Regions from separate parts of the Mus musculus genome. Here regions 1 and 2 are each linked to region 3. The links are chromatin loops, found by intact Hi-C in ENCODE. Cell type or tissue: heart. All regions are shown on one strand. Links, peaks and the distances in the headings refer to the core of each region. The heading gives the core; the rest is flanking DNA.

Region 1 (7,782 bases), core at 1,923-4,422, 66 kb before region 3:
GACAAAGACACTAAGTAGCAGAATTGAACTGAAAACCTGCAAGGGGTGTAGCTGTATCCCCCACCTCCACCTAGAGATGTGAAAGTCACAACCTATGCAAATTTGATCTTATCTGCAAAAAGGATATTTGAAGACCTCACGATTAAGGTGTGATGACTGCTGAGACAGACATGCAGACAGGGATAACTCTGTGTGGAGATGAAGGCAGAGATTTGTAAAGCCCCTCCTTAGAAGTCGAGAAATGTGGAGATTGCCAGCAAGCCAACAGGCACAGCAGTGAAAACAGTCTCTCAAAACCCTGCATGGAGCCACCCAGCCAGTACTTTGATCTTAGGTCCAGCCCCCGGAACTGTGAGACAATACATTTCTGACGTTTGAGTCGCCCAGTTTGTGGTACTTTGTTATGACCCCTTAAGACACTAAACAGTGTCTGACTCAACACCCTGTGACTTAAGCTACCCAGTCAGTCACACAGCACTTCTGTTGAACAACATGCTGCTAGGTTCTAGAGACTAAACCACTCTCTGCTCTGGTCACATCCTTTCACTGACACCCATCTCCTTCACAAGGTCCTTTCCATCCACACTTTGATGTGAAGCCACCTCAAGCCTCTGTGTTCCCCACCCCCACCCCTACCCCAGGTCTCTGGGGACTGCAGCATCGTGCACTGTCCTCAGACCTCTGTGTCACAGCTCTTGCATCTAATTTGAAATGCTATCCTCTGTTCACTTGGAAAGTTCCAGGGTGTTTCTGGTCTTCCTTTTCCAAGACAGCAGCATTAAAAGAGAGCAGGTTCACCTACTGGGGGTCCTTTCTGCCAACAGATACGGTCATCCTCCATAGTACCTCAGATGTTCTAGAGTGATCCAAAAGGAGTAAACTTTTCAAAACCTCCCTCCAAGACAGCTGATCCTGCATTCTTCTTCCCTTGGTTTCTCAGATTTGCTTTACCATAAAACAGGATACAGCATCAAATAACCCTGTTCTTGGCGTATAGCTATTCTAACAACAGGGCTTTCAATCATCAAGAAACCCTTATTTCTGCTTAGTTCCTCTTGGTACTTTCTATCAAGGTTCCATCATCAGTCTGGAGCAGCTGGAGCAGAGAAACTTTTTTTTTCTTTTTTTCTTGGTAGCTTTTGATAGAGTAGATTTGGTTGGAGACCTTTAACTGTACACACATGAAATTAGTACCCAGGTAGGCCTGCCCTTCTTCATTTCCAGAATGAGTCAGAGGCCCCACCAGAGCATAGGCAGGCTGGGAGCAGAAGGTAGAAAAGGAGAAACAGAAGCACTCCTCTCTCCTCCATGTGGTGTACCCTAAATACTTTGAAAGTAGGCTTGGATCTGGCAGGACTGGCCACAGGTGACTCTGAGGCCAGGGCACTTGCATCTGACAGCATTGTTCCAAAACAATGGAAGGATTCAGATGCAACAGAGCTTATTCCAATCAGATCATCTCTCAAAAAATTAAATCAACTCTTAAAATGGAAATGCTTCATCATGCCATTTCAAATTCCTTTTCTGTTTCTAGATTCTAATTATTGCAGCAGATGATGCTGGAGCGTCTTGGCTCACAGGCTTCCTTGAGTCTGGACTGTGAACAACGCTTGTATTAGTTAGTCAGGAGGAGCTTGAGGTAGGCGGAATGGTATACTTCTGCTCCTTAGGTTCTGTGGGAGGCTACAAACTCTCCTTCAGTATCTAACAGTCACCTTCCTCAGATCACCCATCTCTGGCCTCATGAAGAACAGCTTGTACCTCCACTATTGCCTGTAGCAATGATAATCCAGATATCAGTGAAAAAGCAGAGTTCAACAGCCAGAATGGGTGTAAGGATAGTGGACAGTTCAGAATCCCTCTCCCTCTCCCTCTCCCTCTCCCTCTCCCTCTCCCTCTCCCTCTCCCTCTCCCTCCCCCTCTCCCTCCCCCTCTCCCTCCCCCTCTCCCTCCCCCTCTCCCTCCCCCCTCTCCCTCCCCCTCTCCCTCCCCCTCTCCCTCCCCCCTCTCCCTCCCCCTCTCCCTCCCCCCTCTCCCTCCCCCTCTCTCTGCATCATCCCCCTTTTCTGATGCCAGCTGTTTTAGCATTTAGTATTGAGACCTAAGGGTTCCAGAGGAGGATCCAGATGTTAAGGAATTCAGTGGAGACCCCAGGGCTCCCTGGATGTTCCCATCAGCATTGGCAGAACAGTGGTTCTCCTCAAGGCTGTGAACAGTTTGAGAGTATGGGTGGCATCCTGCTCAAGTACCTAGTAGACACTGGCTAATAACAGGTGCTTGGAGGTACCTGTGCAAACTTGAATTATACCTATTCATTTAAGGCATTTGGTATGTACACCATGCTAGTCAATTTGTGAGATGTAAAGGACTGAAGGACCTGAAGGAGTTTGCAACCCCATAGGAAGAACAACAGTATCAACCAACCAGACCCCACAAAGCTCCCAGGTACTAAACCACCAACCAAAGAATACACATGGAGGGACCCATGGCTCCAGCTGCATATGTAGCAGAGAATGGCCTTAACTAGCATTCATGGGAGGGGAGGCCCTTTGGTGCTGTGAAGGCTTGATGCCCCCAGCGTAGGGGAATGCTAGGGTGGTAAGGCAGGAGAGGGTGGGTGGGTGGGGGAGCACCCTCATAGAAGCGGGGGTGAGGGGGGAGATGGGATAGAGGGTTTGCAGAGGGGAAACTGGGAAGGGGAATAACATTTGAAGTGTAAATAAATAAAATAACAATTAAAATTTGTATTCCTTTATAATAATAACAACAACAACAATAATAGTTAAGAGCTGAAGTCTCCATTGCCTGAGTTTTTATCCCGGTTCCTAGACTCTGGTAGACTGTCTTATTCACCCTGGCATCCTGTTGTCCTCAGAGGTTGGCAGGGAGCAGCCCTCAGCAGACTTGATTGATTAGCTGTAGCCCCACGTGTCTGGGCTGGAGGAGTTGATTCAGACAGGTCACTCATCGGCTCCCCTCCAAATCTGCCAGGCCAGCAAACAGCTCTGCAGAGTCATTCCCACACATGACTGTGGTCAGGCAGGAACAAAAGCCACCAGAAAACAACGCTCCACTCTTCATCCAGCTCTCTCCAATGAACTGGAGGATTAAAATGGGGTCACTGTTGTTCTGATCACATCTTCTTGTCAACGGAATTACAGGCTTTTAAGCCAAGAGTGACCGAATACACCTTTGCAGTAATCAGAATCAATGCTCGGACAGTGGAAGCAAAAGCCAGTAAACAAGATTGTGGTATGGACTCCCTTGACCTAGACTTTCAGGAAGGAGCTGACTCACTGCCCAGACCAGCACTCCCCGCATTGCTCAGAGCCAAACAAGCTCCTGTTTTCCCAGCTGCACGGCGGATGCCTTCACTTCTGAGCCGGCTGCCAGAAAGCAAGAGGAGAAACCCGAATTTGTTTTGCAAGGAGGAGCACTGCAGCTGGATTTTGTTTGTCCATTTTCACGAAGGGACAAGAGATATAAAAATAGAGGAAATTGGGCTTTTTAGTTACTGAAAAGGAAACAAATCCTCTTCTCCTGTTTAGCCATCTAGTTATGTTATTAGTTAGCTTACAGACTTCAGTGACTTACTTCAGACTCCTCGGTGTCAGTTCCAAGTCTTTTGAAACTTGTTTGAGATCTTTCCAGCCCCACCTGTCCCACTTCCTCCCACTAAGAACTGCTCTGGAGTCTTGCCAGGCTGTCCTCTGCGGTGTCTGCAGTGGTGTCTTCTGTAGTGCTGTCCTCTACAGTGCTGTCTCATCTGCAGTGTCTGCAGTACTACTGTCTTCTGCAGTTTCTGCAGTGTCTGCAGTGATGTCTTCTGCAGTGTCTGCAGTGTGTGTAGTATTGTCCTCTATAGCACTGTAGTCTACAGCGCTGTCATCTACAGTGCTGTTGTCTACTGTGCGGAGTTGCTGTCTTCAGTGCTGTTGTCTCCAGTGTTTTTAGTGCTGCTATCTGCAGTGCTGTCTCTGGCAGTGACCCACATGCTTTCGCACCTCTGTGGTTTGGCTCATGCTGTCCCTTCACCTTGGAATAGTCTTCTATGCAGTAGTCTTGAGGGAAATGCCAACTTGTCTTTTGCTTATTTTATTTTGGTGGTTTGCTGAGTGAAACCCAGGAAGTTACACAGACTGGCCATGTCCCCTAACACAAAGTTACAGCTATAGTCTTCTAACTCAATCTCTCAAGATAGATCCCAGAGTCTCTCATACTGTCCCTCACCTCAGCAGCAGAATCAGCAGTACCTTCGCCTGAGTCTCCACACCATGGCTTTGGTGTGTCTCCACTGGTTCTTATTTATTGCATTATCCATCCATTCATTCATTGAACAATATCCACTGACTTTTCTCTTTGTACCAGATAATATGGTAGTTCCTGGGGATCCATGTGATTATGTCTCTCTACAAAGGGGAGGTGGCACTCAAAAGAGTACATCAGCTTTTTACAGGGCAGAGTTCCACTTTTTAATAATGGTAAGTACTAGTGGTTTAAGAATTAAAGAAGGCCATATACTCCAGTCTGGTTGATAGATGATCTGGAAAGCTTCCTGGAGGAGGTGGCACCCAAACAGCCCAAAGGATAGGTATTTTCTTATATACCGTTTGTGTTTCTTGGCAGAACACTCCTTGAGGAACGAGGTTAGTTATAGATTGTATCAAATCAGGACATTTATGCTTCAAGTTTATTGAGTCCTTTGCAAGGAGACAAACACTGTTATTTTGATGTACTTTGGAAAGTGGGAAGCAGTAGCTGAGAAGGGGGATTGGGAGAACGCAGCAGAGGAACTCAAGGGTACATTCCCAGTTTAGGAAACAGGCAGTTAGTGAATGGGAGCTGTCAAGTGCAGGTGCTGGGCTGCAAGCTCACCACAGGAGAGAGGGTATCAGCAGGTACCAGCACCATGTGGAACATCACAAGAGACTAGAGAATGGGTTGCTGCTTCCTCCCTCCCTCCCTCCTCCCCTCCCTCCCTCCCTCCCTTCCTCCCTCCCTCCCTCCCTTCCTTCCTTCCTTCCTTCCTTCCTTCCTTCCTTCCTTCCTTCCTTCCTTCTTCCTCTCTTTCTTTCTTTTTCACCCTGATCGCAGCCCCACCTCTTCTCCCAGTTCCCCCACAGTTCCTCCCCTCACCCCCTTCTCTGAGAAGGTGGAGGCTCCCCTGAGTACCAACCCACCCTGGCACATCAAGTCGCTGCAGACTAGGCACATCCTCTCCCCCTGAGGCCAGACAAGGCAGCCCAGTTAGGGGAACAGGACCTACAAGCAGGCAGTAGATTCAGGAGTAGTTTCTACTTCAGTTGTTGGGGGACCTGCATGAAGACCAAACTGCATATCTGCTTCATATGTGTGTGGGGCTTAAGTGCAGCCCAAGTATGCTTTTTCAGTTGCTAGCTCAGCCTCTGTGAGCCCCCAAGGGTCCAGGTTAATTGACTCTGTTGGTCTTCTTGTGGAGTCCCTACCCCCTCCAGGTCCCTTAATCCTTCCCCCAACTCTTTCACAAGACTTCCCAAGCTCCATCTAATTTTTGGAACTCTCTATGGGAATCTGTTTCAGTCAGCTGCCGAGTGGAATCTTTCAGAGAACAGTTATTGTAGTCTCCTGTCTGCAAACACAACAGAATATCATTAATAGTGTCAGGGATTGGGTTCTTGTTCATAAGATGGATCTCAAGTTGGGCTAGTCATTGGTTGGCCATTCCCTCAGCCTCTGCTCCGTCTTTGTCCCTGTACTTCTTGTAGGCAGGACAAATTTGGGTCAAAGGTTTTGTGGGTGGGTTCGTGCTCTTTTCTCTCCACTGGGAGTCCTGCTTGGTTACAGGAGGTGGCCACGTGAGGCTCCATATGCCTCACTGCTAGGAGTCTCAGCTAGAGTCACCCTCATAGACTCTCTGGAGCCTCCCCTATCCCAAGTCTCTGGCATGTCCTAGAAATGTCATCTCCCCTGAGTGAGATTCAAGCATCCTCCTTTGAGTCATATTACTATTTAGCTTCTTGGGTCTGTGGATTTTAGCCTGGGTATTCTGTACTTTATGGCTAGTGTCCACTTTTAACTTTGTACACGACATGCATGTCTTTGTGTCTTCATTATCTCACTCAGGATGACACAAATAGAAAAAACAGGGTATAGAGCTAAACAGACAATTTTCAACAAAGGAATCTCTAATGTACAAGAAACATTTATAGAAGAAATGTTCAACATCCTCAGTCATGAGGGTAAGGCAAATCAAAATAATGCTGAGATTCTACCTTACACCCATCAGAATGGCTAAATCAAAAACTCAAGTGGGAGCACATGCTGGTGAGGATGTGGAGCAAGGGGAACACTTCTCTATTACTGGTGGAAGTGAAAACTTGTTCAACTACTCTGGAAACCAACCTGGAGGTTCCTCAGAAAATTGGAAATAGTTCTACTGCAAGACCCATCCATACTACTCTGGCCATGTACCTAAAAGATGCTCTACCATACCAGAAGGACATGTGCTCCACTATGTTCATAGCAGCTTTATTCATAATAGACAGAAACTGGAAACAACCCAGATGTCCCTCAGTTAAAGAATGGATAAAGAAAATGTGGTTCATTTATACAATGGATACGACTCAGCTGTTAAAAACAAGGACATCATGAAATTTGCAGGAAAATGAATTGTCTTAGTCAGGGTCTCTATTCCTGCACAAAACATCATGCCCAAGAAGCAAGTTGGGGAGGGAAGGATTTATTCAGTTTATACTTCCAAACTGCTGTTCATCACCAAAGGAAGTCAGGACTGGAACTCAAGCAGGCCAGGAAGCAGGAGCTGATGCAGAGGCCATGGAGGGATGTTACTTACTGGTTTGCTTCCCCTGGCTCGCTCAACTTTCTCTCTTATAGAACCCAAGACTATTATCCCAGGGATGGCACCACCCACAATGGGCCCACCCCTTCTTGATCATTAATTGAGAAAATGACTTACAGCTGGATTTCATGGAGGCATTTCCTTAAGGGAGGCTCCTTTCTCTGTGATAACTCCAGCTTGTGTCAAGTTGACACACAAAACAAGCCAGTACATGGATGGAGCTAGAAAATACACTCCTGAGTGAGGTAGCTCCGTTTTCTTCAAAGAGGGGTTTCTGTTCTATTGTGGCTGAGCCGAGAGGTCCACTTTCCTGCATGTTCCTCTGGCTCACTGTCTTTAGACAGCAGGAGTCTCTGCTGTAAATCATTCATCCTTTCCATGTCTGGACCATTTTGACATCTCACCAGACAGGATTATAAAGGAAGCTTGACCACTAGGTACAAGACTCAATACGGCATTTGGGTGTTAACTATGTTACTATTCAGCCATTGGGACTACTGATAGTGCTATTGTGAGAGCAATTATTAACAACTTTTAAATTGCTTTTAAATATTAGGATTTCTTAGGGTCCTAATATGGTTGGAGGTGACAGTTTAACCCTACTTTTATCACAAGTTTTAAATTGGGGGATAATCAAAACTGAAATTTTGATTGTCAAAGTTCTTTATTAAAACCACTAATCCCTTACAATTTTAATGTATCATTAATATACCATAAATAATCCTTTTCTCAAGATCTGGCTCTCTCAAAAGCATCCTTCAGTTTCCATTTAACTTCCAGTTTCATTCATGCATTCAGATGCATGGTTTTAGACAGATGTACTGTATACAGGTCTTTTAAGATAGTCTGCTCTTCATAGTTATTGACTGCTAGTCTTTCCTCACTGTGTTTCTTTTTATAGCTGCTGGGACCCAACAAATCTCCAAGGAAAACGTTTAGTCTCC
Region 2 (7,782 bases), core at 1,923-4,422, 140 kb after region 3:
TTAATAAATGTAACTATTTAAAATAAAAATTCTTTTTAAACTTAAAAAGCAACTTATGTTCCTAATTGCCTAGCATTAAATACTATGTATTTAACAACATCAAAAGCATTATTAAAATTATTGGCCCATCAATCATTTTCATACTGCCATGGGTAAAACAGGACATACAAGCTTATACACACTTATTCACATACATACATTCACACATACATACACACACACAATCTGCTCAACCTTTAGTTTTTTTGTTTTTTTTTTTAAAGCAAGATATCACTCTAATATACGCTAGTTTAGAACTTATTATGTTGTCCAAACTGGCTTTGAACTCAGAGCAATTCTCCTGTCTCGGCTTTGCCAACTGCTGAGATTACAGGTGTGAGTTACCCTGCCAGCACTCATCACTCTTTGGAACTTAAAATGGTGGCATCTTGCATTTCCAGAAGGTTCTACCTATTATCATTTATCAAGTAACCTGCTGTGTAAACTAGATTAAAAAGAAAAGTGATCATTCTAAGCCCTTTATGTAGGTTAGTTTCAGTCTGTTTTTTTCAAAGACTAATTGATACACTTTCATCAAAACACTACAAGTAGAGACCACTGTTACTCCTGCTTACAAATCGGATTGAAAAGGGCTAAATAACATTCTCATCCTGGAGTGTCTGACAAGAAAGCCTACACAGCAAACCACTGTTAAGTACCTTCCCCTCTCAGTCAAGCTCAGAAAACTACTTCTAGAACTTCACCTTCCTATAAGGCTTACACTAAAATGAAACAAACAACAGCAAAAGCTAGTTAAAACACAGCGTAGTAAGTGAGATCGTTCTGACTTTTTTTTCCTACTAGAGAGAGGTTTGGAATAAAAATTATTGGGCATTAGCTAACTTTTTTCTGAAAAATTTTTTTTTTTACTGTGGGGCCCTTTGCTCTCATCACCTGAACGCCATGTGTGTTCTGTAACCTATGACAACAGCAACCCAACTGTCAAGAGATTTGTCTTTCAAATAAGCTCAGAGCTTTCTGCACCTCCTCTGTATACCACACTTGTCGTCTCCTGAGAAGCACAGATCCTTATTCTTATAGGGTTCTATACAAATCTAAGAGCTGCACACTGTGCTGGGTTCTACACAGTAACGTGCTTGTGCTCAATCCAGCTGCATTGTACTTAGTGTTCAGCATTCACTGGACTTCACCCAGGACTTTATGGTGCTGGCTGACTGTTAAGAGAGGCAAAGGATCTGAATATTTTATCTAAACGCCCACTTAGCAATCTACAATTGATTGCTTTTTAAAATGTGGTGGGGAGGAAAGAGGTGATCAGTGGGAGGGGCTTGAAAGAGAGGGTAAGGGGGTACACGTGTACGAAACAGACAAAATATAGAGAAAATATAAAAATATGTGAGGACCATATGCTTATTTATTGGAAAATGACCCTGCTGACATATACATTTTTGTTCTAAAAGGGGAGGGTGGCCCTCCTTTCTTGAAAGTGACTGCTTGATCATAGTAAATTTAACCTTACTGTTCTCCAGTGACTGCTTTCCCAGCTTCCCTGGGGAAGGGCTGGAATCCGGAGGTAATTTACATCCATGGTTTGAAGTGCCAAGCAATGGTGCAGCAGGGTGACCAGCACTCTCAAAACACAGCCAAGCTATTGCTTTAAACATTGAGAACACACAGACACAGAGCCTGGCTCTGACAACATCCAAAAGATTCATTATAGACAATCTATTCAGGAGACGCTACGATCGCCCCAGGAAATATAAACAGTGTCTAAAGAGCAGTGGGGAGAGGAAATAACTGACCGGAATGAGACGAATCATGTGAAGTCCGTCCAACAAGGCCTAAGACATCCCCAGTGTTTCCACTTGGAGCTGCGTTTAAACGTGCCCTGGCACATGGGCACAGATCTCCCCTCCAGCTCAAGCGTGGGGCTGCGTCCTTTCCTACCCACTTGTTTGTGCACAGCCACGCCCGCACAGGAGGACCACGAGACCACAGGCCTCGGCAGATCCTTCCAGCTGATTTCCAGTTGCTTAAAGTTTAACAAGAATCACGGCTCCCTTTGTGAAAGTTAAGTCAAGTTTACAAGGCATCCACAGACTTAAAAGGATAAACGAGTGTCAGGAGACACTAGCAATGGCGTCTTAAAATGAAGTTTAATTGACAGGCCCTAACTAAAATAAAGAGGAGTTTTTTAAACCCACGGGCTAAGCTTCAGGCGCTACATTTAAAAAAAAATATAAAAAAAGCACACAAGGCTCAAGTTTGAACTCCGACCTTCCTGTTCCAGTCACCGCCGCAGGGTCCCTCGTGAAGTGTCACCCGAATTCTCTCCACGATCAGCTCCTTACCCGCCGCCACCCCCCTGTGAAGACCCAGTACCGAGGCTGCCAACCCACGCGCGTCTAGAGATCGGAGGAGGGGCGTGCGTGGCGGCTCCGACCGGCTCCTCCCGCACCACCGCGACCTGGCGGCTTTTCCCGGGCCTTCCTCCGGCGGGGCGAGGCCGAGCGAGGCAGCTACGGAGACCCAGCCTCAGGGGCCACTCGCGCCCCAGCGGGCTCTCGCGTCTGTGGGCCCCGGCTGGCCTCGCTCCCACTCCCCTTCCGCGGCCCAGAGCGCCCGCAGCACGCGCTTCCTTCCTCCGCTCCCTAGCTCCAGCCCGCTGCCAGCCCGCGGGACCCACAGGCGGCCCCGAAGTAGCGGCGACCGCCCCGCCCCGTCCGGTCCCGGCGCTACCTTGGCACTCACTCTTCGCCGTCGTCGCCGCCGCCGCCGCTGCTGCCGCCGCCTGGGAGTCCGGCTCTCCGCGCTCCCGGGACCGCCCGACCTCTCCTCCCTACTCCGCTCCAGCTCCTCCCCTCGCGCGTGGGCGGGGCGCACGGCCCGGTGGGCGGGGCTGTCGCCGCCACCCCCTCCGCTCTGGCCCACGGGCATGGGACGTGGTCGCCGCGCCCAACTGCGGCCGTCGGGGGTCAGGACACGCGTGCCCGCGGCTGGGTTGGTGCAGCTCGCTGCGGTGCGGTGGGCCCGGGCAACCACGCGAGGCCACCACCATACATCACCACCAGGACCACACACCGCAGTCCCCAGGCTGCGAAGATGAGCTCTGCCAAACCCCACACAAAAGTGGGGCTCTGATCCAGAAAGGTCTGAGGAAACGGCCACCGTCATATTTAAAGGACTCTGGGGCAACAGGGAGGTTGTTTCCCAGAAATGGAGGTAAAGCCAGATTATTGAATGTCCCAGACCGGACAGAGTACTGCATAATAAATTAATTGGACAGGTTGTTTTTTTGTTTTGTTTTGTTTTGTTTTGTTTTGTAAGCATTTAGAGTTTGGCAGGTTGAAGGGCTAGTTTTGCTTCCACAAAAGCTGCTTACAGCCATTCAACAAAACGAAGCACCTGTTGTGTGGGGTCAAGCATTATGCTAAATGTGATAGGAGATACCATCAACCTGAGGGGGACTTGCTTAAGTCCTGTAGAGATGGATGTACAGAAATGGTAACACTCAGCAGTTGGCTAGAGTACTCCAAGGTGTGAGTCACTAATAATCATCGTGATCTCTTTTTAAAATGATGCTACTATTGGGTGAGAGCAGGGGTCAGTAATTGGACTCAGTGCCAAGGAAGGGAGGGAGGGAGGGAGGGAGGGAGGGAGGGAGGGAGGGAGGGAGGGAGGGAAGGAAGGAAGGAAGGAAGGAAGGAAGGAAGGAAGGAAGGAAGGAAGGAAGGAAGGAAGGAAGGAAGGGGAAGGAAGGACGGTGGGAGGGAAACATGTTGGGGGTTGGGGGTGGCAGAGTAGGAGGGGAAGTTGGGTGTGATCAGGATACCTGTATGAAATTGTCAAAGAATAAATAAAATATATTATTTAAAAGATCAAACAGAAATAAATAAGTACTAGCATTGGATGAGGATGCACTGTTGAGTGGGTCTTGGGGATGCTGGGATCTAGGTACTGAATCCCACTGAAGGCTTTAAATTCACTCCTGTTTGCACTCTTACTCAAGAATGCCTTGCTTGGCCAGTGTGGTCTGAGCAGCCTCCAGAGGATGTTCTTGTTGAGGTACAAACCACAGCCTGCCTTTTATTTCCTACTTTCTACAGTGTTAGGAAACACTTGGCTGATTCAGATCGTGACAGTTTGAAGATGCACCCTAAACAGAATGGCCAGACACAAGAATGGACTATTATGGTTGTGATTTCCACCTCTGGATCATTATATAGCCCAGTTAAGTACTTCATGTACTTTTAATTTTTCTCTCACTAATCTGTGGCAAAAACAAGCAAAGTGGCTCGTTGAAGAATGTCTGGCTTCTCAAATTGTATCCACCGATTAGTCTTTAAACAGTTATCTGCATATGGAGAGAACAGAAATCCAGTATCATGTACAAACTTGTGCAGAAATTGTCTATTGCATCAAGTTGTTTGAAATATGGTCTTTTATTTTATCTCCCCTCACACATTATTCATTTTTTATTTCTTTTCTGTACTAAAATGTCAGCCTGCAACAAATTAACAATAAAATACAGTTAATCATTTATACCCACAGGGGTCTGCATCCTCAAATTCAACTACAGATTGAAAGTATTTGAAAATAAAATTGAGTCTGTCATAAATAAGTATATTCTTTGTCTTTATTTCATTTATAATGCAGTATAACAAAACTAATATTTACATTGTACAGGACTAGATAATTAACAATCTAGGAATAACTAAAGCATTATCATATGCAAAATGTAGGTAAGTTATATGCAAATACTATGTCATTTGTATGAGAGTTTTCTATCCTTGGATTTTAGTATATGAATGAAGGACAGCCCTGGAACCAATCCCCTGTGGGCACTGAGGGACAGCTGTACTACAGAGGGTTGGGAGGTTCTGATCATAGTAGCCAAAAGGCAAAACGGTAAAAGGTAACATTTAACCCGTACTTCCTGTGCGGCAGATGTTGCTTTAAGAGTCTTACATGTATTAAATCTTTTCATTCTCCTAGCAACCCTAGCATGTAGGCACAGCAAAGTTAACCCAATGAAACTGAAGAGATAGGTTTTAAGTGCAGGTTGCTTAAACAGATTATGCTTTTAACCATGATTCTGGACCCGCTTCCTGAACTTTGATGACTCACATTCCATCTCCACGTGGCTGTGCTTCCTATTGCATGCATACGTATATACATGCAAACATACATACATACAAATACATGTATGTAGTAGTATATTTACAAGGTATATAATATATATATCTTTTTTTTTAAACCTGTACATAGTAAGTATATGCCCAACTCCATCAGTTTCTCTTAATACTTGGTCTGATCTCTTCCAACCCTTCTCTCAGCTTTATGAACACTGATTCCACGGATACTTCTTGCCTGCCAGCACCTGCATCTTATGGCAGAACTACCACATTCAGCTTGAGAGTGTTCTATCCCTGGGCACAGGGCAGCTGGAAGAACCTGGCAACTACTGTACTTCTTACATCGGTTCTTTAAGCAGTGACAAGAGTGGAGGTAAAAAACGCTCCATCTGTTTTGACACCAATTGGAATAACTGGAGGCTGCGTCTAAGATGTCAGCAACACTCCCTGCAGTGGTTGGATAAGCATCTCTCCTTGTCTCCAGCTCTTTGCTTAGTAACACATCTTCCCTTCCCTTCTTGGTCTTACCAGTTCTACTTCCTACTCCCCTGTCAATTTTTTTTAGGAATATATTCCAACGGAGACCTGCAAAAGGATTTGTGTGACTCAATGCAGAATGAAAATTGCTCAAAAATTATTTAAGAATTTCAGAATGGTATGGCTGAGCATTAAGTCAAACATAGGTTTCTGTGTACTGCACACGGGTGTGACTCTCCTTGGCACATTGGTGAGGCTCTCCTAGATTCTGACACATCATTTTCCTTTAAGTCTTCCTTCATCTCAGGCTCTGCTTCTAGACAATCTCAAGATAAAATAACAGCTATTAAAGTAACAATAAGCCCAACTAGGTACCAGACCTGTCTGGAGAAGCCAGCAGCAGCCCCTATCATGAAGGAAGAATTACGTTCTCGTAGATAGAGCTCTGGCCACAGAAGGAGCTATAGTCATCAAGAATGGTCTGGATTAATGAGGTGAGAAAATGAGTTTCAGTCGCGATTCTGACTGACACTGAAGTGTGCTGAGTGTGAAGTTGTGTAGTCCTTTAGAGGAAGTGTCCAGGAAAAGCCTTTCCTGAAGAAGTTCTAATTAGTTAAAAGAAACGCCTGGAAGGAAGTAAGACTGGTAGCACTGGCAGGAAGCACAAGACCCTCTCAGTGTAGAGACAGCTGAAGCCTGAGCTAAGCCCACATCCGAGCCCAGGACTGAAGCTGGGTGGGTCTTCAGAGTTGGCCTGCATTGAGTCCATGCCGTTGACCTTGTTTGTCTATTTGTTTTTGTTTTTGGCTTTTCTGGATTTCTGGATTGGTTGGTTGGTTAGTTGATTGTTTTGAATCAGGGCCAAGGTTTGACCTCTGTGTCTCTGTATTTTACATTACTAGAAAGAGGCAGTACTTTGACAAAGTACATTGCTAAGGCAGTGCCCATTGATGGATATGCTCTGTAGCAGGGAACATCTGTACCAACCCACAGCATGGTCCTGGGAGAGGTTTCACAGAAGGGAATCTCCCAGATTCTGCTTGTTTATGATTGGGAATAATTGGAGCATGTAGCTGAACCCATTGGGGAGTGACCTTAGTTTTCTTTTAGTTGATTATGTGGGGGCACACATGCTCTGGTGAGTGTGTAGAGGTCAGCAGACAGCTTTTAGGAAGACATCTCTTGTCTTCCACCTTTATGTGGTACCAATCTCAGATAACTTACCCACTGAGCCATCTCACTCGGCCCCATGAGTGAAGATTTGTATGTCACACGGGGGCAATTGCTGGCTGTACTTTCCCTGGTATCATGGGTCTATTTAATTTCCTCTCTAGCTTGTTCCCAGGCTTCCTTTAATTTTTTTCTCTTTTCTTCATTTGTTCTCTGTAATTTCTACATGCCACTCTCCCCATGGCTCAGAAATAAAGCAAACAAATCGGTTGCTTATAAAAGAATCAGTTGCTGTAAAGAAAAAAGAAAAAGTAGAGGATCAGGGTGAGAGCAGTCTCATGGGTGAGGTTTCAGGGATAAGTGGATATATAAAGGGGTTGTAAGAGGATGATTCTAAAGTCCCAAGTCTGTGAAAGCCAAATGTTACAAAAGAGGTGGCGTTCTCCCCTGTATAACCCTTCCTGAAGCCAGCAAGATAAATGATTTTATAGCTCAAGACAGCTACTCTTTAAAATTGATTGCAGCTTATATGTAAACCTACTGTGAATTTCTTTCACTGTTCCATGACACTACTCTGTAAGCTTTTATCCAGTATTCCAACAGTATCACAATAACTAAAGCATCAGTAGGAAAGCATTCTGAAGAAGTAGGGGAAATGAGGCTAACCAGTGAGCCCTTGTGTGATGAGGTTTCACAGACTTCAGAACTAGTATAGGCAGCAGCTTCATTCTCTGTGGTTTTTTTTGACTTGTCCTGTTTTACATGGCTACTGTCTGTCTGAACCTACCCTAGACACTATGAAGAACTACCTCCTTTTAAGTAGGTTAGTGTTCCACAAATTGTTTTTTCTGCTCAGTCAGAGGCTGACATATTCCCATGTAGAAGTTAGCTAAGGGAGAAGTATTCACAGTCCGGGGAATCCCTAGGCAATCTATTGTAACCCAGGTGGGACCATGAGAATGAACTATGATCCAAATAAGGGCTACAGATTAGAAGGCAG
Region 3 (7,782 bases), core at 2,793-5,292:
GGCGACTCTTGGTTGTCAACTTCATTCAGTACATCTGGAATTATCTAAAATTCAAAAACAGAGGGCACCCCAGTGAAGAAATTTTTGCTTAATTTGAAATAGGAAGATCCACTTCTAATCCAGATCCTGAGGCAGGAAAACACACTCCTTTAATATGGACCTTGAGGTGACAAGACACACTCCTTTAATACAGGTCTTGAGGTGGGAAAGGCACACCTTTTATCTGGGCCATACCTTGTGTGGGAAGCTTAGACATGGAAAAAGGAAGCTTTTGCTCATCGCCTGCTTGCTCTAGCCTTGCTAGCATGTCTATTCCTTCACTGCCATTAGAGCCTACTTTAGTGGGATCCCAGCACATTCAGACGACCAACTGAGACATCTAGCCTCAAGGACGGAACAACTTCTAGATTCTTGGACTTTTTGTTCATAGCCAGCCATTGTTGTATTAGTTGGACTACATACTGCCTGTAAGTCAACCTAATAAATCCCCTTTGTATATATGTATGTGTGTATATACATATGCATACATATATATTGATTTTATATGTTCCACTACTCTAAAGAACCCTGATTAATACAATGGACATACCAAGTAGATCATGAGGTCTTTGTAGAGAAAGGACCAGAAATTTTTTAGGGCTTATATTTTTGAAGTGATGTTAAAGGTGACTTTTCTGAGAATTCATGCACAGGACTGTAGGGTCATGAGGTGGTGATTAATTCTCAGATTCTTTTTAATTCATGACACCCACTGTACTACTGAATGTAGGGTGTTGAGGACACCAAGCTGATGAAGTCATAGTCTCTGCTGTCACATCATCTTCTAATTCTTTGTCAGCTGCATCCTTCCAGAGAACTTCTAAGAAATGTCTAATGGGTAGAGCCCTGGAGTTCTAGGGAACACAGTTCATTAGTCTCCAAATGGTGACTCGGAGTGGTTTGTGTCATTATGGTATTTTAAAGATGGTATTTTAGTGCCAGTTACCTGTATTGTTCCTGGAACAAAATTAAGAAAGGAAGCGTTTATTCCTGGGTACAGTTAGTCCATCATGGGGAAGGCTTGACAGCCAGAGCTAGAGGTGGTTGGTCACATGGCATCCTCAGTCAGGAATGAACCAAGAATGACCATGCTCAGTGTAGCTGTTTTCCTTTTTACATGCAGTGAAGACCCCGAGCCCATGGAATGGTTTTATCCATCCTAATCTAGATGACCCATCACAGTCACGCCCAGAGGCTTGTTTTAGTAATGGCTCTTGATCACCATTAAGGTAACGGTCACTGTTAACCATAGAAATTGAAGCCTAAACTTCAATATTGAGATTTTGCCCCTGATGCTGTTTTGTAGGGCTAGAGATCAAATTCTGAGCCTGGGCCTGGAACAAGCTAGGCAACTGCTCTACCACTGACCTAGAATCCCAGGCCCCCAATGGTAGAGAAATTCTCTCTCTCCTCTCCTCCCCTCCCCTCCCCTCCCCTCCCCTCCCCTCCCCTCCCCTCCCCTCCCCTCTCCGCTTTATTTACTTTTGAGTGCTCTAACTGCATGTACACCTCATGCCAGAAGAGGGCATCAGATCCCATTATAGATGATTGTGGGCCACATTTAGTTGCTGGGAATTGAACTCTGGACCTCTGGAAGGATAGCCAGTGTGCTTAACCACTGAGCCAACTCCCCAGTCCCAAGGGATTCTTTAACAAAGCATCGCCATTTAAAGCTTTAAGGCGTAAGTATGAGGTACACAGCACCCAGGGTAAGTCATACACTGACATTTGCTCCTTTACTCAACTTTTGTCTCTTGGGGACATCTCCAATAAGTGAACTAGAAAACCAACCTATAAATTATCCATTAAGTTAAGATTAAGAGAATTTGAAAATATTTTGTCCACAAGAATAAAAACTTGCCGGGTATGGTGGCGCACGCCTTTAATCCCAGCACTCGGGAGGCAGAGGCAGACGGATTTCTAAGTTCGAGGCCAGCCTGGTCTACAAAGTGAGTTCCAAGACAGTCAGGACTACACAGAGAAACCCTGTCTCGAAAAACCACCCCTCCCCCCGCAAAAAAAATCTTAAGGATAACTCACATGTACCTCTGCAAAATTTACTTCTGTAACTGTAAGCTACCCAGTGACCTCAATATTAGCACTGTTAAGAATGCAAGCATATGGGCTGCAATTTCACCACTCTCCGTGACTAGTAGGTTCAGGCAATGCTTTTGTATTTACTGAATAAGCTCATAAAACAAAGAGAGTTTTGAGCTATCCAGTAAAAGTTTGCATTAAAAATTGTTTTTACTTTGTAACTCCTGCTTGCAGTTACGAGGGTTTGCCTTCTACCTACAAGTTGCTATTATCTCAAAGGTGAAATTTGAGCACATGGCTAAAATGTACTACAGTTACAGCTTCATGATTCAGCTTCAGTAATTCAGAGTGAGCTCATAGACAGTAAAGGTGGTGTCATACTCTTCTGCCTGTGATGGGACGCTCAGGGAACATCGTGAGCACCTCGAATTTCCATGATGGCACCTCTGAATACCACAGAATTTCTCTCTTAGCTCTTACTTGATCAGAAGGAGCCTTCTTCAGGAAGGATTCTAAGAACGGTGAATTTGGCTCGTTAAACATGCGATCACCAGCTCCCCACCTTACATGGAGTAGGCAGAAATTTCACCAACTTTTTGTGGAAAAGATTCCAACTTGGTACTGTGCCACCACTACACACAAATGCGATTTTTTTTTTTTTTTTCTTCTCCCTGGAGTTTCAAATTCTCACAACCAACCAAAACCAAATCAAACCAGCCATCAGGGCACCAAAAGACTACTACTGGGAATAAGCAGGTTTACCTGAAACTTGCATATAAACACTGAAGCAAGCTTTGCCCGGCATGTCTGGACACTTAAAAATATGCTTACTAACAACAGCTAGACTGGAGTGCATTAATCCCTGGAAGTAAAATTTAAAAAGCAGCCCCTTAACACAAAGGGCACGAAACGACAATCAAAAGATGTCCACAACCAGAAAAACAATTGGCAGGCTGTTTCAGTCAGAGCTGAGGACACTTGAACCACTGCAAAGCCCTCCGCACCAGAAGGCTCCACAAACTACCTAGAGCTGGCTCAGGACCCCACCAACCGGGTTTCAGCACCACCTTCGTCCCGTGGGCTCCCTCCCGCGTAGCTCCGCCCCTTTCCGCTCAACTCTGCCTTGCTTTGGTGGAGCGAGGGTCTGGGTGTCAACGTCTGCTAATTTGCATAACCCAATGGCCTGACTGCATGCAAATGAAGCTGGACCTGGTTGGCTGAGGGCTAGCCCCATATCTCCGGAATCGGGCCCTTTGTCCTCCAGTGGCCCCGAGGCAGCAGTGCAGAGTTCCCCAGCGAGGCTAGGCGAGCAGCCGGCCGGCCGGAGCGGAGAAGGGAGGGTGGGAGCGAGCGCAGAGCCGGCGCCGCGCACTGTGGGGGCCAGGAGCAGCCCGCGCGCCGAGGGAGGGACTCGCACTTGCAATATGACTTTGGAGGAATTCTCGGCTGCAGAGCAGAAGACCGAAAGGTAAGTGTGCCTGCCGACTCGGTGGCCGCCGCCCCTCCCGCCTCGCGTCCGGGGACCCGGCTGACCCGCTCTCACCCTGCCGCCCGCAGGATGGACACGGTGGGCGATGCCCTGGAGGAAGTGCTCAGCAAGGCTCGGAGTCAGCGCACCATTACGGTCGGCGTGTACGAGGCTGCCAAGCTGCTCAACGTGTAAGTGGCCCGCGTTCCCCGCTCGCCCACCCACCCGCCTCTACCCCGCGCCCCCCTGAGCGTATGCAACTCACCGCTGCCCCGCTGCCCGCAGAGACCCCGATAACGTGGTACTGTGCCTGCTGGCTGCTGACGAAGACGACGACCGGGATGTGGCTCTGCAGATCCATTTCACCCTCATCCGTGCGTTCTGCTGCGAGAACGACATCAACATCCTGCGGGTCAGCAACCCGGGTCGGCTAGCTGAGCTGCTGCTACTGGAGAACGACGCGGGCCCGGCGGAGAGCGGGGGCGCCGCGCAGACCCCGGACCTGCACTGTGTGCTGGTGACGGTAAGAGACCCGGGGCTGCAGCCCAGAATCTGCTGGGGTGGACCTTGTCCGAGCTGAACGCTGATCTCGCGGGGGTTGTGATAGGGTACGGAGCGTGTCTAAGCTCGTGGGTGGCCTCCAGCGGCGGAAGATATCCCTGTGAGTCAGCAAGCTGCCCAGCTGCTACCTCTGCTTACCTCTGCACAACCTCGCGTGGCTAATTCTTTGAGCAGAACAGATTAGATAAAGCCAAATAAATTCCCGGTTTACCCTTCGTTAAGAAGTTAGCTTCATTCTTCATTTGCTGTCAAAGCTAAAGGTAGAAGTGGTGTAGGAGACAGACCTTATTAATTCCCTGGATATAGATAGATACTCTGAAGTGTACCGAGTGGAATTCTTTTCTTTGCTGCTCTTGAGTTTGTTTAAACGAGCTCCCTCCTCCCCACCGCTTAAAAATGTGTGGTGGGTTGATAGTGTTTTCAGAAAGAACCGTGCTGTCTAGGTCTTCTGGTTTTTTGTTTTTGTACTCTTTCTCTTCTGACTTGTGTAGGGAAGTGACTGCCTGGTTACTTGTTGCTGCCAGTAAAATGTGCTATTCATCGTCAGGGAAGATAAGAGTTCAGCAGCTGCCTGCCCTGCAGCCCTCACCGTGCACACAGCCTGAGAATGCTTTTCAGGAGTCTTTTACTTATGACCCACCAGGGTACATGCTTGGAAGGGAGGTCTTAAGAATGGTAACCTCATGCAGAATGGGGTAGTTAATATGCAAAACTCTGTGTAGTTCCGTGCACGTTACAGGTGTTTAGACTATGCTAGATGCTGTTTTTAACAGAATGTTCGGGGTTTGGCCCTTTCAAAAGTAGCACAATTAGTAGCAGAAGCTGATTATTTTCCGGGGAAGTAATTTTTTCAAAATCTGTTCACAGAACCCACATTCATCACAATGGAAGGATCCTGCCTTAAGTCAACTTATTTGTTTTTGCCGGGAAAGTCGCTACATGGATCAGTGGGTGCCCGTGATTAATCTCCCGGAACGGTGATGGCATCCGAATGGAAATAACTGAACCAAATTGCACTGAAGTTTTGAAATACCTTTGTAGTTACTCAAGCAGTCACTCCCCACGCTGATGCAAGGATTACAGAAACTGATGTCAAGGGGCCGAGTTCAACTGCACGAGGGCTCAGAGATGACTTTGCAGAGGGAGAGAGAGGTGAGCCTGAAGAAGGAAGCTGCGAGAAAAGAGAAATCCAAGGCAAAAGGGACAAAAACTACAAAGCACTGCAAGAAAGAAAACTGCTAATTTAGGATGGCCAGGTTACTTTCAAATAAGCCAAATATTGCTTTGTTGAAACTTTAAATGTATAGCAATAGTTTGGGTATTTTTTTTCTTTTTTTTTTTTGGTCTTTATGCCCTCAAATAAAAGGAAAGTAAAAGAGGATTAATCATATTTTCAAGCCACAGTTTAAATGTATTTTGATGAGATGTTAAATTCTCAGAAGTTTTATTATAAATCTTACTAAGTTATTTTATGATGTGAAAGGTTATTTATGATAAAGTTTTTGAAGCACATTATCTAAAATAAACTGGTATGGAATAATTGTGTCATTTCTCAACGTGTGGTTTGTGTTTTACAATATTGATTATTGGACATTCTATTGAAGCTTTGCTGTATTTTACACTAGGCAGGAAGATGGTGGGGGGGGGCGGTTGTAGAGGGTCGGGGTAAGGAAAAAGGGAATATGGCAAGATTCACCTTGCAAAGTCTAAATTACAGTGAATGACTTAAATGCTATAATTAATTGCATGCAAAACGTGGAAGCAGAGAGGAGGGTTACCAAAGCTGCTTGAAGATGAGTGAAGCTTTTACTGAGGAAAAAACATTTCATTGGAGGCATCAAAGATCACAGCCTGCAGAGAGACCTACGAGGGTGTCTCTGCCTGCCTCTGGTGTAGGCAGATAAGTGAGAGAGGGTTGGAAAGGTGGGGGTTCAGCTCAGATGCTGACAGGAGTTCTTGCATCACCATTATGTATTTGAGCTTCTTTCTGTGAACTTGCCACAGTCTGCAGAAGGAAGTGACCTGGTCAGTGTTGTAGGTAGATAACTTGGGGAGGTATGGGGTAGTAAATAGGGTGAGTGGCTGGCTATACAGTACCAGCGTAAGGGAGAACCGTGGCAAAGGGCAGGTTTTGTCAAGTTGTAGCCTCTTCCCAGAGAATTTCCCCTACTGCTGTGAGAGGTCTGATTATGTCAGGGAAGAAGTGTCAGAGGAAAAAGAAGAAGAAAAGACTTCAGTAGAAGAAGCCTTTCTACTGTCTGGTTAGAAAGCACCTGGTAATTAACTGTAGCTGGGAGGCAGAGGCAAGGGAAGCAAAGGTGTGTGCTGAAGACAAAGCCTGGCAGAGCTATAGTCTCCACTGTTTGCCCCTCTCCCTCCCCTCCTCCTCCCCCTCCCTCCCTCTCTCTTCTCCTCTCTCTCTGGAGCTCTCTCTTTCTCTATTTCCCTCCCTCCCTCCCTCCCTCCCTCCCTCCCTCCCTCCCTCCCTTCCTCTCTGGAACTCCTTGGGCCCCTACTGTTTGCCAGCCTTCTTGTGACCATCAGGGAGAGCAGAAGAAACCACAAAACCCTTAAGCTTCTGCCCATCTTGTATAGGCCTATGAGCCTTCTGCTTTTCTACTCTTAGGAATGTGGATTTCTAGGCCTTATTTAGTCTTTGCTTGAAGACAATGTGTAATCCCAAACAACTGGAATAACAACATTTACTTTTATATTAGCAGGAGATTTGAGAGCAATTCCTTTCGAGCAAGCCCTTTAGCCTTCCCACTAGCGGCTTGTTCGGTTTCCACAACTGTTGTATTTCATGAACTAAGTTAAACCAAGTAGGACACGTGGAGAAAAGCAGCTGTTTGCTGGAAAGCACATGAGTGGCAGTCAGGTCTCCACCAGCACCCCCACCATTCATTCATGTGTAAAATGAAGAGCACATTACCCAGCCTACAGAGTTGCCTTTTATAGCTTTGTCATCTCTTGGAAGGATGAACTTAATATCTGGTCCACTGATGTATCCATACATTAGATGATGAGGTAATATTTGTTTAATAAATGAATGATTAGAAATCATTATGAACCCGAGGCTGTAGCTTCAGTGATAGATAGAGCATGTACGAGATCCTGCAATATCTCTGGCTCTGGGGAAATAATCACTACCTGGTACATGGTATTTGCTCGGATCATAGCAACAGGAGAATATTGAAGGCCTTACAGAGAGTTGTTACTTATACATATTATTAAAAAGGAGTTTGAGGCCGGGCGTGGTGGCGCACGCCTTTAATCCCAGCACTCGGGAGGCAGAGGCAGGAGGATTTCTGAGTTCGAGGCCAGCCTGGTCTACAGAGTGAGTTCCAGGACAGCCAGGGCTACACAGAGAAACCCTGTCTCGAAAAACCAAAAAAAAAAAAAAAAAGAAAAAGAAAAAAAAAAAAAGGAAAAAAAAAAAAAAGGAGTTTGAGTCATTTAACCCCAGTGCTTAGTGAGATGAAGTAGTGGGATAAAACCTTCAGATTACTCCATCTCTTGAAAAGCTCAACAATAAGTAGAGTTAGGTATTCTTTTGATTTTTGTTTTGTTGTTCTTTCATAAGATAACTCAAACATAAGTTAAAACAAATTATGAGCTGTTGGCTCAGTAGGTAGTTGCCACCGAAGCCTGACAACCTGAGTTTGATCTTGGAAACC

The links. Hi-C counts contacts between places; a loop is a spot of excess contacts. Peaks named below come from ENCODE experiments on the same cell type or tissue, not always from the same donor. Only the 100,000 strongest peaks of a DNase experiment are listed, where the experiment ranks them.
Region 1: a loop joins it to region 3, with 5 times the contacts of the local background. A loop is called at or near these places in 8 of 42 quality-filtered maps.
Region 2: a loop joins it to region 3, with 4 times the contacts of the local background. A loop is called at or near these places in 10 of 42 quality-filtered maps.

The regions. Positions count from the first base shown.
Region 1 is chr6:67,098,210-67,105,991 of GRCm38, reverse strand. Gm29928 (a long non-coding RNA gene) reads right to left here. Exons shown (of 2, transcript XR_377747.2): 2 at 2,730-4,700. Among named protein-coding and RNA genes, the nearest start is that of Gm29928, 10 kb to the right of the region's middle. In heart, for the core only: no CTCF peak of the experiment used is centred there; DNase peaks (open chromatin) are centred at 2,961, 3,331 and 3,641; H3K27ac peaks cover 175 bases.
Region 2 is chr6:66,891,485-66,899,266 of GRCm38, reverse strand. It overlaps Gng12 (guanine nucleotide binding protein (G protein), gamma 12), which reads right to left and starts at 2,870. Exons shown (of 5, transcript NM_025278.5): 1 at 2,740-2,870. 4930597O21Rik (a long non-coding RNA gene) reads left to right here. Exons shown (of 3, transcript XR_003956381.1): 2 at 2,250-3,222; 3 at 4,107-4,623. In heart, for the core only: a CTCF peak has its summit at 3,012; a DNase peak (open chromatin) is centred at 2,876; H3K4me3 peaks cover 1,475 bases; H3K27ac peaks cover 1,318 bases.
Region 3 is chr6:67,032,963-67,040,744 of GRCm38, reverse strand. Gadd45a (growth arrest and DNA-damage-inducible 45 alpha) reads left to right here and starts at 3,338. Exons shown (of 4, transcript NM_007836.1): 1 at 3,338-3,544; 2 at 3,634-3,735; 3 at 3,830-4,067; 4 at 4,973-5,649. The coding sequence starts at 3,501. The coding sequence ends at 5,086. It overlaps E230016M11Rik (RIKEN cDNA E230016M11 gene), which reads right to left and starts at 4,146. Exons shown (of 7, transcript NR_040278.1): 1 at 3,810-4,146. In heart, for the core only: CTCF peaks have their summits at 3,349 and 4,191; DNase peaks (open chromatin) are centred at 3,274 and 4,124; H3K4me3 peaks cover 2,500 bases; H3K27ac peaks cover 2,444 bases.